2 separate regions of the Homo sapiens genome follow, and region 1 is linked to region 2. The links are chromatin contacts, found by POLR2A ChIA-PET in ENCODE. All regions are on one chromosome and are shown on one strand. Each heading gives the region's core, a stretch centred on a gene start or an enhancer-like site at or near the end of the contact. The rest is flanking DNA. Distances are from core to core; before and after follow the strand shown.

The links. ChIA-PET counts read pairs that join two places held with the same protein, here RNA polymerase II (POLR2A).
Region 1: POLR2A ChIA-PET joins it to region 2 with 10 read pairs in activated naive CD4-positive, alpha-beta T cell. The contact joins two enhancer-like sites. POLR2A ChIA-PET finds 5 or more read pairs at or near these places in 2 of 52 experiments (activated T-cell and activated naive CD4-positive, alpha-beta T cell).

What each region holds. Positions count from the first base shown.
Region 1 is chr9:131,628,801-131,633,941 of GRCh38, reverse strand. RAPGEF1 (Rap guanine nucleotide exchange factor 1) reads left to right here. Exons shown (of 27, transcript NM_001377935.1): 6 at 3,618-3,706; 7 at 4,688-4,840. Among named protein-coding and RNA genes, the nearest start is that of PRRT1B, 86 kb to the right of the region's middle. RefSeq lists an enhancer at 4,410-5,141. Within about 2 kb of position 3,426, at least 12 of the 41 ENCODE cell types and tissues checked have a DNase peak (open chromatin) inside an H3K27ac peak, as active enhancers do.
Region 2 is chr9:131,293,671-131,298,269 of GRCh38, reverse strand. All of the region lies in intron 1 of PLPP7 (phospholipid phosphatase 7 (inactive)), which reads right to left. Among named protein-coding and RNA genes, the nearest start is that of PLPP7, 6.2 kb to the right of the region's middle. RefSeq lists a silencer at 834-1,128. Within about 2 kb of position 3,254, at least 2 of the 41 ENCODE cell types and tissues checked have a DNase peak (open chromatin) inside an H3K27ac peak, as active enhancers do.

The sequences.
Region 1 (5,141 bases), core at 2,177-4,676, 340 kb before region 2:
AAAAGTCTGACATCCCTCTCAAAAAATTCTACCTTCAGTAGGAGGTGTTGGGCTCATGCCAAATTATAAATGGTCAACTTTCAATGAGATTAGGGTGTTAGCACAGTAGCCAGATATGTGCACATTTTAAGGTTTCTCCTCTGTGATAGTTAAGGCAAGTCAAGACTAAAGACCTTCTGTCTAGGCAGGGAGATAGGTGGTAAATTTAAAAAGCAGCCCGCCCCTTTTATAGTCTTTTCAAGCCTAGGCCACGCGAGCTAGTGTAGGGAGCGTCATTGGGATCATGACGTCATCTTTGAATTTGGGCACATGTCTGCACATGTGTGCCTGTCATTCCAGGATTGTTTTGCCATTGTTCATTAGTTGAGTTCACAGCTGCCTCTCCAGAAAGATGACGATCTAATTATAATTGCTCATGAATCAATGAAGAACCAGGAATGTTTTCCTGTATCAACAGATGCAAACAACACAGACTTCTCTCTGTTCCTTTTGCCCTGCTTGTAAAGAAGAGTGAATCTGAAAGTGGGGCATCCAGGGCACTGTGTTCTGGCGCTCTTTAACTCCCTCTAAGGCCGTGATGCTCCTCTTTGGGGCCTGGCGTTGTGCTTTTAGGAAGAGCTGCTTCTCCCACCGTCCTCCCTCCTCCAGGCGGTAGGGTGCAAGGGAGCTGCCTCTTTTCTAACTGCTCTCTTCACTGATTGTGTAGTCTCTCCTCCTCCATCTTGTCCTGTTTGTAATCACCAGCTAGATGGCTGTCCCTTAAATATTAACTTCTAAATTGTGCTAACATGCAAGTATTAAGGTTCTCCTTTCTTGCTAGTACTTGGCTCTTAGAGATTTTGCTTCTCCACATTTCTTCAAGAATAGACATCTGAATGGGGTAACAACTGTCACAGAGTAGGGTAACACTGAACCTGCATCTGTGGATATGCCTGGCTGAGCGTGGTGGCTCACACCTGTAATCCCAGCACTTTGGGAGGCCAAAGTAGGAGGATCACTTGAGCCCAAGAGTTTGATATATGCATTTAATTTTGGAGGGCGGGGTTGCTTGTTTAATTATTATTTCAGAAGTAATATATGTTCATTTCAGAAAATTTAGAAAATAGAAAAAGAACAAGATAAAAGGGTGTTTCATAGCCATATTTTTTGTATTACATATATTCTTGATTTGGCTTTGTTTACAAAACGTGCAATATAAACCAGCATATCACCTAGAACTGTTTTTCCACTCAGTGTATTACAGCATCTTTCCACGATACAGTGCATATTCTTGTTGTGACTTTGTCTTTAATAACAACGTAATGGTCAGCCCATTGTCTGGTTCTATCATGACTTATGTAATTGATACATATTATCAAATATTTAATTGTGGGATGTTGAACTATTCAAAATTACCACATTAATGATACGTAATCTTATGTATATTCTGTGATAACCATCTTTTGTGGTTTAATTTTTGCACACATTCATGACATTTTTCTTGGACAGGATTCTTTTTTTAAGAGACAGAGTCTTGGCCGGGCGCGGTGGCTCACGCCTGTAATCCCAGCACTTTGGGAGGCCGAGGCGGGCGGATCACGAGGTCAGGAGATCGAGACCACGGTGAAACCCCGTCTCTACTAAAAATACAAAAAAAAAAAAAAAAATTAGCCGGGTGCAGTGGCAGGTGCCTGTAGTCCCAGCTACTCGGGAGGCTGAGGCAGAAGAATGGCATGAACCCAGGAGGCGGAGCTTGCAGTGAGCTGAGATCGCACCACTGCACTCCAGCCTGGGCGACAGAGCGAGACTCTGTCTCAAAAAAAAAAAAAGAGAGAGTCTCAATCTCTCACCTCTCTCACCTGGGCTGGAGTGTGATTACAGTTCAGTGCTCCTCGAACCCCTGGGCTCAAGCCGTCCTTCTGCCTCAGCCTTCCAGAGTGCTAGGATTATAGGCATGAGCCACTGCACCTGGTGCAAAATTCTCATAATGCAAATATTTAAGGCTTTTGATATATACTGATAAGTCATCCCTCTGGAGAGGCTGTCTGAAGTGGTGCTCCCACCTACCATGTCTGGAAGTTTCTATTTTATTACCATCCAAGGTGGTGAATGTCTTATGATTATTGACCATTGGTATCTGTAAATTTCTTGTTTGATATTTTTTTCGGCGTGTTCACCTTCTAGTTTTTTTGTTTTCGAAAGAACCCTTGCGCTGGAAAGGATGGTAACTGACTCTTTGCCTTATTTGCAGCATACGCTGCCTTTTTTGTGTGTGGTGCTTTTTTGAGTCTGGAGAGGCTTGGCAGCCGCTGGTTCAGGGTCTCTGGTTACTGTGTTGCCCACTGGCATCCGCTGCCACCTCCTCTGTAACTTGGAAACAGCTTTCTGCTGAAAGCCTGGAAGCCCCTCATCACACACATGCAGGCCCTGGCCAGGCCAGATGTCCAGCAACAGGAAGGTGGAGGGAGAAGCTGTGGTGCATCCACGAGTGGGAACACTGCTGGCAGCGAGCAGCAGGCGCCTCGCCCACACGAAGCACAGCTGTTGACGCTGAGCTCGGGGGACGGAGCAGGCAAAGATGTGCGGACAGGAAATGGATTGGCAGCTGCCAGGGGCTGGGGGTCGAGGGGAATGCGGAGCTTCCTTATGGGGTGATGAGAAGTCCTAAAATTGATTGTGTTGATGGTCACACAACTCTGTGAACAGACTAAAAACCACTGAATCGTACACTTTAAATGGGTGAATTTAATGGCATATGAGTTATATATCCATAAAGCTGTTTTTAAAAAGAAGGTTGACACAAAAGTGTATGTATGATATGGTTCCATTTATATCAAGTTCTAGGACAGGCAAAAGTAATCTATGATAATAGAAGTTAAACAGTTGGGGCGGGGCAGATTGGCTGGAGACGGTGATAGAAATGTTCTTTGTGTTTTTAGTGGCGCTTACTTGGGTATATGCAGTTGTCAAAACTCATCAAACTGGGAAAAAATGCATTCTAATTTAAAAAAAAAAACACATGGGCACTTATGTCTTCCCTTTTTTTTCTTTTGCTACGATTTGAAAAAGGCTATTTTTCTTTTCTGTTTTTCTCAGTTAATGGTTCTAAAGTGATTTCTTTGCTGGGTTATCTCCCCTTAACTCCCTCTCCATTGACAAGGATCCCAGCCAGCCCTCACCCCACCCCCACCAGCTAGCAGCTCCACCACACCTGTGGCCAGCTCGCCTTGGGAAACCACCCATGCCATCATCGTGCATATGATCTAATGGCTTTAGAGAACTAGGAACAGAGTTATTCCCCAACAAACTGACTGGGAACCTGTTCTGATGAGTATTTTAATTTGTGTGATAAACAATCATTTTGAGAGGCTGGGGTTTGCCATTTCCCCTTCCAAGAGGAAGTGCCTTTACGCATTTGAAACTTGACATGCCATGAAGGTATTTTTGGAGGGCAGGGGACATTTGGGAAGTCATGCAGATTACCTAAGGCAAGTGATACTTGCGTTTATGGTGCGTGGGGAATCTGTAGGCACAGAAATGAGACTCAGCAGCAGAGGACAGACAGCACCTGCCTGCCTTCTGGTGGAAACTCAGTGGTGACGGGAGCTTTGCTCATTGCCTTTTTCTTGTGGGGGTAGGAGCTGGTCAGGCTCACCATCGAGAAGCAGGGACGTCCGTCTCCGACGAGCCCCGTGAAGCCCAGTTCCCCTGCCAGCAAGCCTGATGGGTAGGTGCTGACTAACCCTCGTGTCGCGGGTGTCACGCTCAGTGGCAAAGTCTGCACTTGACAAGGATAGGGCCCGGTGGGGTGGGCAGCATGAGGGTGGGCTGCTGGAGGCCCATATTCCTTTTTCAGTGGTTAGCAGTGTGTGTATATTTCACACAGGCTTGAAGTATTGCCCTGTCTCAAGTTTACCCTTCAGCATGACTGTTTCCAAGGATCTTCTGTGAGCGCATCCAGTGACACATACCAGTGCTTTTCCTGGGCAGCTTCGTTTCATAATGACAAAGAACTTTTAAAGGCTTGGGTTTGGGTGCTTTGACTTGAGAGCACTCTTGTTTGATCAAGAGTAAACTGAGGATGACATGGATGGTTGTAAAGGTTTATATTCATCTCTACTCCAAGCTCCTGGTAAAAATATAAAACATAAATTTGGAGCTTTTTTTTTTGTTTTTGAGACAGAGTCTCTGTGGCTCAGGCTGGAGTGCAGTGGTGCGATCTGGGCTCATTGCAGCCTCCTCCTCTCAGATTAGAGCAATTCTCTTGCCTCAGCCTTTCAAGTAGTTGGGACTACAGGTGCACGCCACCATGCCCAGCTAATTTTTGTATTTTTAGTAGAGACAGGGTTTCACCATCTTGGCCAAGCTGGTCTCAAACTCCTAACCTCAAGTGATCTGCCCGCCTTGACCTCCCAAAGTGCTGGGATTATAGGTGTGAGCCACTGCGCCCGGCCTGGAGCATTTTAGAGAACCCTTAGATCATTTTCAGATGAGGAAATTGAGGTGCAAAGTTGGGGGCACAGCCAAGCTCCAGTAGCTCATTAGCAACCAAACCAGAACCCCAGGGTTCTATATCCAGGGAGCCTGCTCTTCAGCCCCACCTCACCCACTGTGTTCTTCCTGGTCACGTCCTCACCCTCTCAGGGCCTGTGTGTGCTCTGTCCCGCCTTTGACCTTCTGTAACCCCAAGTTCTTCCCAATTCTCCAGCCCAGCAGAGCTCCCCCTGACAGACCGCGAGGTAGAGATCCTAAACAAGACGACTGGGATGTCACAGTCAACTGAGCTCCTCCCAGATGCCACGGATGAAGAGGTCGCGCCCCCCAAGCCTCCTCTGCCTGGCATTCGGGTGGTTGATAATAGGTAATTACCTTCCTATTTGTCCAGTGCCTCCCATGGCAGAATGAGAAAGAAAGGGAGGAAGACAGGGCTCGGGCCCTTTCCCCTCAGCGCTGAGGGCTTGGCCCCCCTTGGGAGGCTGACTCTGGAGCTGTCCCCACCCCGCCGGCCCTCGCTGGCCACCCTGAGCTCTCCTGAAGGCCTCCTTGTGCCCTCAGCCCAGGGAGACATGGTATGATTTATTATGAAAGAAAAAGAAAGGGTTGTTCTTTTTTGTTCATTTGGTATTTACAGGTTTTATTTTGGCGGAGGGGAGTAGGCAGGA
Region 2 (4,599 bases), core at 2,005-4,504:
TGTGTAAATCGGTCTGAACTTCCCGAAGGGCATTTGGCTTCGGAATCAGAACTCTCCTCCACGTGTCTCCCTTGGACTCAGCTCTTCCCCTTGCAGGAATATCTCCTTGGGAAATCGTTAGGGATGTGGGCCATGATTCATGGCCCGGGATGTTCACTGCAGCATTGTTTATAACACCGAAAAACGTGAAACGACCCAGCGCCCTTCAAGAGACAGACAGGACAAACTGTGGCCTAATCTAGACACCAGAGCATGCTGTGGCCACTGCAGATGATAAGGCCCATGTATATTTATAGCCCGACTATATCAGAAAGCCATGGGGTATGTTAAGTGGAAAAGGCCACTTATAAAATAGGATTTCCAGTAGGATGCCATCTTCATAAAATAAGATATGTATGTAAGCAAACGTGCTTATATACAGAGAAAAAAATCTAGAAGCTACTGCTCTAAATGCTAACAATGCTTCTTGCTGGGCAAGAGGATTAGGGGTGATTTTTACTGACTTCTTGTAATTCTGCACTTTAAAATCTTTCTTGCCACAAGCACGCATTATTTGTGCACATTTTTAAAAAGTTATTTTTACAGGCTAGGCACAGTGGCTCACGCCTGTAATCCCAGCACTTTGGGAGGCGGTGGCAGGCGGATAGCTTGAGCTCAGGAGTTCGAGACCAGCCTGGCCAACATGGTGAAACCCCGTCTCTACTAAAAACACAAAAATTAGCCAGGTGTGGTGGCAGGCACCTGTAATCCCAGCTACCCAGGAGGCTGAGGCAGGAGAATCACTTGAACTTGGGGGACAGAGGTTGCAGTGAGCTGAGGTCGCGCCACTGCCCTCCAGCCTGGGTGACAGAGCAAGACTCTCTTCAGAAAAAAAAAAAAAAAAGACTCCACCTGCTAAAGCCAGCTCTCCCTATCTTTGAAGACCAGTGGTGTGCAAAGCACTCAGGATCATCAATAGAAAGACTGATGGCGCTGGTTATTCACTCTGCTGAGCACCAGGTCCTGCTAGGAGCAGGTCCCAGGGACATGAAATCACTAGCTGTGCTGGTGGGCAATGCTGATCCAGACCCTGCCTACTGGCACCACAAACTATTGCATTTCTCTTGCATCCGCTGTGTGGACAGCTGCCAGGGCAGTGTATTAAGGGGCCCTGACCTGGCCTGGGGGTGGCCAAAGGCCCCCCTGAGGGACTGACTGTTGCACTGAGGCCCACTGAGATGCTGAGAAAGGAGGCTGGGGAGGGAACCCCTCTACTTCCGAGGAGGTAGCATGTGCGGTTTCCCACAGGAGGGTATCTGAGCGAAGATTTGGGATCAGCCTAAATACCCCTCAGTTAGGAACAGGCTAGACAAGCCTCGTGGAGAGGCTGTCACCTAAATTGTCCCTGAGAGCAAGAGCCAGAGGGCAGGGGATGGGAGAGCTGCCAGAACAGATTATCTGGAGCATCTGAACCCCTCATGCTGGTGCGAGGGACATGGAGGGTCCAGATCAGGATTCCAGGTGGGAGGGCCACAGCTGTGAGAGTGAGGCCAAACCGGGCAAAACACAGCCTGAGAAACACATCACACATTAGCATTCGCACGGGGAAAAATCCAGGGGCACGTGACCCAAGCTGCGGCAGAGGCTCTTCCTGGGAGAGGGTTTAAGGGAGAGGCTCACTTTCTTCTTGATCTAGCCTTGTAATCATTGCATTTTTTCTTACTACAAGAATGTGTAGGCTGGGCACCGTGGCTCTCGCCTATAATCCCAGCACTTTGGGAAGCCAAGACCGGAGGATCACTTGAGGTCAAGAGTTTGAGACCAGCCTGGCCAACATGGTGAAAGCTCATCTCTGAAAAATTAGCCAGGCATGGTGGCAGGCGCCTGTAGTCCCAGCTACTTGGGAGGCAGAGGCAGGAGAATTGCTTGAACCTGGGAGGCGGAGGTTGCAGTGAACCGAGATCGCATCACTTTACTCCAGCCTGGTGACAGAGCGAGACTCTGTCTCAGAAAACAAACAAACTAAAACCCCCAAAACGAAACAAAAAACAAACAAAAAATACCCAAAACCACAAGAGATACCACCTCATACCCATTAGGATGGCTCTGATTGAAAAACCAGATAATGAGTGTTGGTGAAGATGTGGATATATGGGAGCCCTTGGGCATTGCTGGGGGAATGTAAAATCACGCAGCCGCTGTGGGCAACAGTAGGACAGGTCCTCAAACAAGTCAACACAAAATTACCTTGTGATCCAGCAGCTCGATTCCGAGTATACAACCAAAATAACTGAAAGCAGGGGCTCAAGAAGATGCATATACACCTGTGCGCACGGCAGCGTTACTCAGAACAGCTAAAATGTGGAAGCAACCGAAGTGTCCATGGGTGCACGAATGGATACACGAAATGTGGTCCATCCTGTAACTGAGCATTATTCAGCCTTAGAGAGGAAGGAAATGCCGGCGCCCGCTACAGCATGGATGGACCTCGAGGATATCATGCTAAATGAAATCAGCCAGCCACAAAAGACAAATACAGTACGATTCCACTTACTTGAGGTCCCTAGAACAGTCAAATCCACAGAGACAGAGTGTAGAATGGAGGTTGCCAGGGGCTGGGGGAAGGGGAGTGGGGAGTCAGTGCTTAATGGGGACAGAGCTTCTGTGTTTTAAGATGAAAGATGAAAAGAGTTCTGGAGATGGATGGTGGTGATGGCTGCACAACAGTGTGAATGGACTCAATGCCACTGAACTGTACACTTCAAATGACTACAATGATCAATTTTGTGTGATGTATAGCTTATCACAATAAAAAATGACATAAAAATGTAGTTTTCATAGCCAGGCGTGGTGGCTCACTCCTGTGATCCCAGCACTTTGGGAAGCTGATGCAGGTGGATCATCAGGTCAACAGTTCAAGACCAGCCTGGCCAACATGGTGAAACCCCATCTCTACTAAAAATACAAAAATTAGCCAGTCGTGGTGGCGGGCACCTGTAATCCCAGCTACTCGGGAGGGTGAGGCAGGAGAATCACTTGAACCAGGGAGGCAGAGGTTGCTGTGAGCCAAGATCACAGCACTGCAGTCCAGCCTGGGTGACAGAGCGAGACTCCGTCTCAAAAAAAAAAAAGTAGTTTTCATATTCAGGAAAATCTCAATAAAGATACTTTTTTTTTAGACAGAGTCTCACTCTGTCGCCCAGGCTGGAGTGCAGTGGTGCGATCTCAGCTCACTGCAAGCTCCGCCTCCCGGGTTCATGCCAGTGAGCCAAGATCACACCACTGCACTCCAGCCTGGAGACAGAGTGAGATTCCGTCTCAAAGGAAAAAAAAAAGATACTTTTATAGGCCAGCACAGTGGCTCAAGCCTGTAATCCCAGCACTTTGGGAGGCCAAGGTGGGTGGATCACCTCACGCCTATAATCCCAGCAGTTTGGGAGGCCGAGGTGGGTGGATTACCTGAGGTCAGGAGTTCGAGACCAGCCTGGCCAACATAACGAAACCATGTTGGAGAATTGCTTGAACCCGGGAGGCGGAGGTTGCAGTGAGCCAAGATCTTATCACTGCACTCCAGCCAGGGCAACAGAGACAGACTGTGTCTCAAAAACAAACAAACAAACAAACAAACAAACAAACAAAAAGATACTTTCATAAAGGACATAGATCAAGGAACAAGACCAGAGGCATTTCCCACCACAGGACAGGCCCATGAGGAAACAAGGATGGGCTTAGTGAACTGGGATGGGCCTGGTCACCTGTCACCTGTCACCTGGCTCCCTTCGGATCATCAAGCTGGGTGCTGCTCGGGAGGGAGAAGGGGACAGGTGGTCTCAAGGCATCTAGAGCTTGGAAGGTACCTGGCAGGAGGCTGGTCCTGGACTTCTGACAATGATGACGGTGATAATGATGATGATAATCATTGCTACTTAACCGTTAACCAACATCAGTAAGTGCCAAGCACTTCATGTGTGATTCATCAGGGAGATTTCCCAACAACCCACCTGACAGATGAAGAAACTGAGGCTCAGAGAGGCAAAGTCACTTGCCTGAGTTCCCACAGCAGGGCTGGGATTTGCACTCAGGTCCGGCTGCCTGTGGAGTCCAAACTTTTGCCTGCTGCTAAGACCCCTTCTGGCTCTGAGCTTTCTAGAGTCTTGACAGTGTGCACTAGGAGAGGGGCAAGCAGGGAGGGCATGGGACTGCTTGCCAAGCAGGGAGCATGCAGAGAACTTCCCCAGGCCCAGCAGGACCCTTCCTAGGCCTCGTAGCTGCAGCTCCCATTTCCCAAGCTCCCAAGTCTGCCTCTTCAGAGCCAAGTGGAACCCAGGTCCCAACTGCAAGCTCGGAGGTCTTGCTCCCAGCCCAGAGACTGCCCCTGGGGGTTAGCTGAGTGCCACGGGGCCAGAGCGGGTGGGCAGGGCTAGGTAGGGCTCCCTCCCCCTTCAGTATTGCAGTGATGTCACCGTGTGGCATGGCACCCACCATGCCAAATGCTTTGCCATCTCCCTTCACATCCCTGCCACATCCCCCTCAGCCCCCAGATAGGGAAACTGAGGCTCAGAGACAGGAACTGACTTGAGCATGTGCGTACAGCAAGTAAGGGTCAGAGCAGGGACCTGG